Linked DNA regions of Homo sapiens: region 2 is linked to region 1. A link is a contact called in ENCODE Hi-C or POLR2A ChIA-PET data. All regions are on one chromosome and are shown on one strand. The core of a region is the stretch at or near the end of the contact, and the rest is flanking DNA. Distances in the headings are between cores, read along the strand shown.

Region 1 (4,168 bases), core at 474-2,973:
GAGACCAGCCTGGCCAACATGGTGAAACCCCATCTCTACTAAAAACACAAAAATTAGCTGGGTGTGGTGGCAGGCGCCTATAATCCCAGCTACTCAGGAGGCTGAGGCAGGAGAATCGCTTGAACCCAGGAGGCAGAGGTTGCAGTGAGCCCGAGATCGGGCCACTGCACTTTAGCCTGGGTGACAGAGCTAGTGGGACTCCTCCTCTGTCTCAAAACAAACAAACAAACAAAGATTAACCCTTTCATCACTCTCTATTCCCAGATTAATTTTGCTTCACAGGATTTACCACCACCTGATTTTTTTCTGTTTCACTTGTTTATCGTCTGTCTCTTCACTAAAATGTAAACTTCCCAAGTAGAGGGATTTAGTTTTGTTTATTCCGTGTACCTAGAGCAGTTCCTGGCACATAGCAGACACCCAATAAGTATTTGTTAAATGAATACTGTGGAATGAGTTTTTTACACATGAAATTCTCAGCTAATCAAACAAAATAGCTATGTGGAGACTGCTCAAGAAGCAATGCTGCCAGGAGCGGTGGCTCACGCCTGTAATCCCAGCACTTTGGAAGGCTGATGCAGGCAGATCATGAGGTCAAGAGTTCGAGACCAGCCTGGCCAACATGGTGAAACCTCATCTCTACTAAGAATACAAAAATAGCCAGGTGTGGTGGTGCGTGCCTGTAATCCCAGCTACTCAGGAGGCTGAGGCGGGAGAATCACTTGAACCCAGGAGGCGGAAGTTGCAGTGAGCCAAGATCACACCACTACACTCCAGCCTGGCGACAGAGCTAGACTCCGTCTCAAAAAAAAAAAAAAAAAAGGAAAAGTACTTCCTTCAATTAGTCATTCTAAAGACTTCATGAATTAAACTCCATAAAAGACAACAGTGTCTAGCATATATAAAATGCTAAATAAATGTACGTTTATTATGATGAATATGTTGAATATTTACAGGTGGTTAACTATAAACACCTCTAGTTGAAAATATATATAATATATATTACATATATTATATATAATATATATGTATATTATATATGTAATATATACATACACATTATATATAATATATACGTATATATATTATATAATACGTAATATATAATACTTATATATATAATTCGCCTCCCAGGTTCAAGCAATTCTCCTGCCTCAGCCTCCCAAGTAACTGGGATTACAGGCATGTGCCACCACGCTCGGCTATATATTTTTTTAATTATTATTTTTTAGTAGAGACGGGGGTTTCTCCATGATTGTCAGGCTAGTTTCGAACTCCCGACCTCAGGTGATCCGCCCGCCTCGGCCTCCCAAAGAGCTGTTTTAAAGCACAGGTTCCCATGGCATCGCTTCTTCCCCCAACCCTCACACACTGTCCCTAACCAAAGAGACTGCACACCCCAGAATGCAACACGCGCCTCCGCGAAGAAGACCTACTCATAGCAAGTACTTCACAGCCTACAATTCCCAAGATGCAACGCGACCTCCTTCCCACAGCAACGAAAGACTGCGACTCCCCGGACTATCAGGCCGGGAGAGTCCACTTCCAGCTCACCTCGGAGCTCCGGGAGCCTTTCAGCACCTGCTTGGTGAGCGCGATTACGTCAGTACCACAGGTGGTCACCTTCTCCGTGAGAAGCCCCTTCACGGACTGACCGAACCGCGCTTGAGACTCTGGCGTTCCAGTCGCCATCATTTCAGTTAGCGAACGGTTGCGCACTGACGATGGTGAGTCGCCGGGGCCAAAAGACAAGCAAAGCGGAAGGAAAAGAGGCGTCTCTTCCTCCATGGGAAAAGGAAGGGACGCATGCGCCTGATGGAGGTTGACCTTTGCTCACTAAACTCATGAACTATTCATTGATATCCTGAGGAAAACAGGGTCCAGGCAAACATCTCTGGAGGGGATGGAGGACAGTTTCATTGACTCTATGGTTCAGAATCGGAAAGCCTGCGGCAGGGCATGGCGGCGCACGCCTGAAATCCCAGCCCTTTGGGAGACCCAGGCAGGAGGATCACCTGAGCCTGAGAGTTCCAGACCACCCTGGGCAACATAGCGAAACTCCATCTCTTTAAAAATAAAATAAAATTAAAATTAATACAAATAATTAAAAAGAATCAGAAGGCCCGGATTACAGTCCCAATGCTACCATTTAGCAGTGTGTGGCTGCAAATTACTCAGCTTCTGTCTTATATTCCTCATCTGTTAAACAGAAGTAATAATGTTTCCAAGGGGTTATGAGAATATCATTCCATTCATATATATATACACATATATATATATACACATATATATACACATATATACACATATATACATATATATACATATATATACACATATATATATACATATATATTTTTTTTTCCCCAGAGTCTTGTTCTGTTGCCTAGGCCTTTTTTTGATTAATTGAGACAAGGGGCCAGGCGTGGTGGCTCACGCCTGTAATCCCAACACTTTGAAAGGCCAAGGTGGATCACTTGAGGTCAGGAGTTCAAGGCCAACCTATCCATATGGTGACACACCTGTAGTCCCAGCACTTTGGGAGGCCGAGGCAGAAGGGTCACTCAAGGCCAGGAGTTCAGTATCAGCAGCCTGGGCAACATAGCGATAACTTGTCTCATTTTATTTAATTTTATTTTATTTTATTTTTTTTTTGAGATGGAGTCTCGCTTTGTTGCCCAGGCTGGAGTGCAGTGGCTCGATCTCAGCTCACTGCAACATCCGCCTCCTGAGTTCAAGTGATTCTCCTGCCTCAGCCTCCCAAGTAGCTGGGATTACAGGTGCTTGCCACCAGGCCCGGCTAATTTTTGTATTTTTAGTAGAGATAGGGTTTCACCATGTTGGCCAGGCTGGTCTCAAATTCCTGACATCTAATGATCCACCAGCCTTGGCCTTCCAAAATGGTGGGATTACAGGCGTGAGCCACTGCACCTGGCCTCATTCCATTCAATTTTAACAAACATTTCATGAACTAAATACCAGACACTGTACTAGGCTGGGGATAGAGAAAGAAATGAAATACAGTTCTTGTCTCTGTGGAACTCCCAGGCTGATGAGGCAGATAGGCCTGTAAACAAATGAAGAAGGAAAAACAATCTAATAGAAAAATTGGCAAAAGGCACAAGTAGGCAATTCAAAAAAAAAAATCAACTGGCTGATAAATGTGAAAAATGCTCAACATCACTAGTAATTTTTATTGATAACCTCTTTATTGTATTAATACCAAACTGATGGTAACCACCTTGTAAGTGAATTAATATGTAAAATATTTCAAGTAGGCCAGGTGCCGTGGCTCACGCCTGTAATCCCAGCACTTTGGGAAGTTGAGGCGGGAGGATCACCTGAGGTCAGGAGTTCGAGACCAGCCTGCCCAACATGGTGGAACCCCGTCTCTACTAAAAATACAAAAATTAGCCGGGCGTGGTGGTGGGCACCTGTAGTCCCAGCTACTCTGGAGGCTGAGGCAGGAGAATTTCTTGAACCCGGGAGGCAGAGGTTGCAGTGAGCCGAGATCATGCCACTGTATTCCAGCCTAGGCGACAGAGTGAGACTCTGTCTCAAAAAAAAAATAAAATATTTCAAGTAGCTCCATTTCTTTTTTAGTTAATAAAAGATGTGAGAATGTTATTGTATTGAAAATTTTGTTCAAAATTACCTGTATTCAATATCAACATTACTTCCTCTTCCAAGTGTCTAGATTCATATGTCTCCGTTGAATCTCATTTACTGTTTACTTTTTGTCCTTAATAAACTTTATTGAGTTTATGTGCATGAATTTATGTTATAATTTATGTACAATAACAACATTATTTTTTGAGATGGAGTCTTGCTTTGTCACCCAGGCTGGAGTGCAGTGGCACGATCTTGGCTCACTGCAACCTTTGCCTCCCTGGTTCAAGCGATTCTCCTGCCTCAGCCTCCCGAGTAGCTGGGATTACAGGTGCCCACTATCACGCCTGGCTAATTTTTGTATTTTTAGTAGAGATGGGTTTCACCATGTTGGCTAGGCTGGTCTTGAACTCCTGACCTCAGGTGATCCACCTGCCTTGGCCTCCCAAAGTGCTGGGATTACAGGCGTTGAGCCACCACGCCCGGCCTGCACAATAACCACATTCTTTAAAGTGTACGATTTGATGAGTGTGACAGACGTATACATCTGTGAACCACC
Region 2 (4,168 bases), core at 620-3,119, 400 kb after region 1:
CCCAATCCACCTGCAGGCGCTGGGAGGCTGGGGTGTAGTGACTGGGAGCTAACCGGATTAGACAGCCATCAGTAATACTGTAGGAAGGGCATCCTTGTAGGGTGGGGCCACTACGACCAGTACGGCTCACCCAGGTGTAGACAGACGCTGGTAGCTCCTGGCCAGCTCAAGGTGTTTCCTTTTGCCTGGTAACCAGGAGGAGTGGCTGAGGCAGGGCATGGAGCGGAGCAACGCAGCTACAAAGTGCGGAGAGGAGCCCCGCTCTGGATCCCGCCGGCTCCCCAAGGCTGAAGGAGACAAGTGAGTGGGGAGTCACTGGGAAGAGCATCCCGGCGGAGGGCTTGAAAAGGCTCCTTATTGTCTGCTGGGAGCCTGAGGCTCTGCCCGACCTTGGGACAAGAGGCTAGGCGGGGAGCTGAATGTTCGATTTGGGATGAATTCCCCCAAAGCCATGAACCGGCGTCCCGGGGAACCGGCCCACAGGGACAGGAGGCGGTTAAGTAGAAAGTCTGTCTACATATCCCTTCCTCCGCCGCAGGTCTGGATCCGCAGGAGCCCCCAGTAAGAACAGCAGCCGCCTGGGGGGCCGACCATGTATGTGTACAGCTGGCCGCCGCCCAAACAGGGCGTCTGGCCGCCGCCGCCGCAGCTGCTCACCTGCACCTACCTGGCCGCCCCTCTGCTGCTACCCCCAGTCCAGGCCCACAGCTTCCGCAGCCGGCCCGGGAGCCTGCATGCGGGCGAGTGGGCGGCCCCACGGGAATACCACCGCTTCTACGGCCCCGCCGCGCCACCCGAGGCCGCGCCGCCCTGGTGGGCCTGCCCTCCGGCCTACGCCACGACCCTGCGCCGGCCCTGCGCCGCCGCCGGCATCTCGGGACTGTCGCTGCAGGCGCCCGCGGCGGTGGCCGAGAGCTGGGCGCCGTGGCCGGAGGGCGGGAGCCTGCAAACCGAGCTGCGCTGGGGCCGCGTGGAGCGCGCGCGGGGCCCCCCTCTGCAGCTACCGGACTTCGTGCGCCGGGAGCTGCGGCGCGCGTACGGCACCTACCCCCGCGCCGACGTGCGCGTCACCCAGCGCCGCGGCCAGTTCCTGCTGCAGGCGACGCCGCGCGTGCTCGAGCCCGACCACCGCGTGGAGTGGCGCGTGCGGCGCCGGCCCGACAGCGGCGACAGCAGCCCAGCCCGGGAAGCCGCGGAGCGCGGCCGCCCCAGGAAGAGCAAGGGCCTGAGCTGAAGCCGCCGCAAGGCCTAGGGGCGGGCCCGCGTGCACGCGCTTGGCTCTTTCCTGTGTGTGCCGCCGCCGACAGGCAGAAGTGAGCCCTCACCTGTGCGCGGGAGGCGGACGCGCTGCTCACCTGTCTTTTTGGCTTCTCCCATGACTGCCGGCCAGTTTCCTGCACTTGTTTCTCTCGCTTTATTGCTGGACGGTGGGAGAAGGGCAAGTGCAAGACGGAATCGAGGGCACCTCTGGGTGTTCTGTACCTCTTTTCTTCTTGCACCTTGGGAAGTGGAGGACGTGGGATGGAAGAAGGGCCTGGACCTCCCTCCTTCCTCCTCCCCACCTTCTCCTAAGGAGCTTGCCCTGCAGTAAGCCCCAACTTTCCCTTCCTCTTTTCCCTCTATCAGAGTCGTCGCCCACCCCCCTTTCCCACCGCTCCCCTACCCCCGCCTTCCTGCCAAGCCGAGGGCGACGGTGATCCCCAGCTTAGTAAGAAAAGTAAATAGGCCGGGCGCGGTAGCTCACGCCTGGAATCCCAGCACTGTGGGAGGCCGAGGCGGGCGGATCGCTTGAGCCCAGGAGACCAGGTTGGAGACCAGCCTAGGCAACATGGCGAAACCCTGTCTCTACAAAAAAAAAAAAAAAAAAAAATAGCCGGGTGTGCTGATACACTACTGTAGTCCCACCTACTCGGGAGGCGGAGATGGGAGGATCACCTGAGCCCGAGAGGGCGGGGCTGCAAGGAGCCGCGAACGCACCACTGCACTCCAGCCTGGGTGACTGAAACCCTGTCTCAAAAACAAAAACAAACAAAAAAAAAAACAATAAATAAATGAGCGAAGTCAAGTATACACTGCGAGATCATTGTTATGTTTTGGGGTGGTGTTTCTCCATCTGTTTATCTGTTTAATGGGAGTCTTACCGCCCACCCTGGGGTACAGGAAGGTAGGGTGGAGGGGCGTGAAGTTGAACTGGCCCTCTGGAGAAAGCATGTGTCTGATCGCTGGGCCCAGCTGCCCTCTTCACCATCTCCCTCCAAGTGTGCAGGCCAGCACCTTCTAACTCTCCTTGGTCCTTTGGCCCACCACCCTCCGAGATGCTGAGGGCATAAGCTCTATTTTTGAAGTGTGGAAGGCTTCACTAGGAGAGGGATGTCTGAGACCTGAGTTTAGGGCTGGCTCTGACATTTTCTACCTGTGTAACTTAAGGCTTTCTGACTCTCAGTTTCTTCATCAGTAAAAGAGGCGTAAAAGTAACCCAGCCTAATTGGAAGTTAAGATGAATGTCTCGGCCCGGCCTAATTGGAAGTTAAGATGAATGTCTCCGCCCGGCGCGGTGGCTCATGCCTGTAATCCCAGCACTTTGGGAGGCCAAGGTGGGCGGATCACGAGGTCAGGAGATCCAGACCATCCTGGATAACACGGTGAAACCCCGTCTCTACTAAAAATACAAAGAATTAGCCGGGCGAGGTGGTGGGCGCCTGTAGTCCCAGCTACTCGGGAGGCTGAGGCAGGAGAATGGCGTGAACCCGGGAGGCGGAGTTTGCAGTGAGCCGAGATGGCCCCACTGCACTCCAGCCTGGGCGACAGAGCGAGACTCCGTCTCAAAAAAAAAAAAAAAAAAAAAAGATGAATGTATCTTCTTGTCTCCCAATTCTTGCTAATAATCGTTAATTCTTAATAGGCTGAGGTTTGCAATATTCTAGGAGTTTTCTGGAATGTTAGGCCACATAGCCAATTTTAACTAGGATCTAGCCAGATTTGAGGCCCAGCTGTAGAAATTTCTTTTACTGAACTTCCATTTGTAACTGACCAATAGTTACCTGGGTATACACAGGTGAGTTATTGAAGCTGTAGGCCAGCTGATTGGGCACTGCTGTATTTGTGAGCTTCTTGGAGAAGTTGTCTCAAACCTCAGCCCTTGGAAAAGGTGTTTCTCCTGATCAGTGGTTTGCTTTTGTCTTTTAAGCGCTACGAATCTCATTACTGATCATATTTTTCTTTTGGTCCTGGTTTCCAAGGAGCTCAGAGCCAAATTTGCTTTGTGTCTTTTTTTTTTTTTTTTTTTGAAACAGAGTCTCACTCTGTTGTCCAGGCTGCAGTGTAGTGGCATGATCTCAGCTCACTGCAGCTGCAACCTCCACCTCCTGGTTCAAGCGCTTCTCCTGCCTCAGCCTTCCAAGTAGCTGGGATTATAGGTGTGTGCCACTACGCCCAGCTAATTTTTGTATTTTTAGTAGAGATGGGGTTTTCCCATGATGGCCAGGCTGGTGTCAAACTCCTGGCCTCAAGTGATCTGCCCGCCTTGGCCTCATTAAGTGCTGGGATCACAGGCATGGCCACCGTGCCCGGCCTGCTTAGTGTCTTTTATATAAAACCTGCATCCTGAACTCTGTTATCCCTAGTTTCACCTTATTTTTCCTTTGTAAAAAATTATAAAACACAAGAAGGTGAGGTGGCATAGTGTGATGGGTCTGCTGTGTGACCTTGGGCAAATTAATGTCCATGAAACAGTTTCCCCATCCCAAATGGGGATGATGATACAAAAACCTATCTCATGAGGTTATTGAGAAGATGCCATGACATCTGTGTTTCTACAGTGCACAGAAAGCATTTACCACGGTGCCTGGCATGTGTTAAGTGCTAAAATGTTAGTGTTTGTTTGTTTGTTTGTTCGTTTTGAGATGGAGTCTCAGTCTGTCACCCAGGCTGGAGTGCAGTGGCACAATCTTGGCTCACTGCAACCTCTGCCTCCTGGGTTCCAGCGATTCTCCTGCCTCAGCCTCCCAAGCAGGTGGGACTATAGGCATGCGCCACCACACCCGGCTAATTTTTTTTTTCTTTTTTTGAGGTGGAGTCTGGCTCTGTCTCCCAGGCTGGAGTGCAGTGGCATGATCTTGACTCACTGCAACCTCTGCCTCCTGGGATTCTCTGCCTCAGCCTCCCAAGT

Evidence for each region. A loop is a pair of places that touch in the nucleus more often than their neighbours do. ChIA-PET counts read pairs that join two places held with the same protein, here RNA polymerase II (POLR2A). Pooled maps may share reads with other maps.
Region 2: a pooled map shows a loop between it and region 1 (10-fold over the local background). The contact joins the promoter of C10orf95-AS1 here to the promoter of BORCS7 in region 1. A Hi-C loop is called at or near these places in 1 of 37 single-sample maps with no recorded cell type and 8 of 50 pooled maps. POLR2A ChIA-PET finds 5 or more read pairs at or near these places in 1 of 52 experiments (activated CD8-positive, alpha-beta memory T cell).

The regions. Positions count from the first base shown.
Region 1 is chr10:102,851,814-102,855,981 of GRCh38, reverse strand. It overlaps BORCS7 (BLOC-1 related complex subunit 7), which reads right to left and starts at 1,723. Exons shown (of 5, transcript NM_001136200.2): 1 at 1,555-1,723. The coding sequence starts at 1,695. BORCS7-ASMT (BORCS7-ASMT readthrough (NMD candidate)) reads right to left here and starts at 1,772. Exons shown (of 15, transcript NR_037644.1): 1 at 1,555-1,772. RefSeq lists enhancers at 1-380, 1,388-1,577, 1,177-1,689, 1,648-1,707, 1,690-2,203.
Region 2 is chr10:102,447,518-102,451,685 of GRCh38, reverse strand. It overlaps C10orf95-AS1 (C10orf95 antisense RNA 1), which reads right to left and starts at 1,869. Exons shown (of 3, transcript NR_038938.1): 1 at 1,664-1,869; 2 at 1,356-1,499. C10orf95 (chromosome 10 open reading frame 95) reads left to right here and starts at 143. Exons shown (of 2, transcript NM_001363580.1): 1 at 143-300; 2 at 539-1,849. The coding sequence starts at 593. The coding sequence ends at 1,234. RefSeq lists an enhancer at 1-176 and silencers at 699-1,188, 1,229-1,308.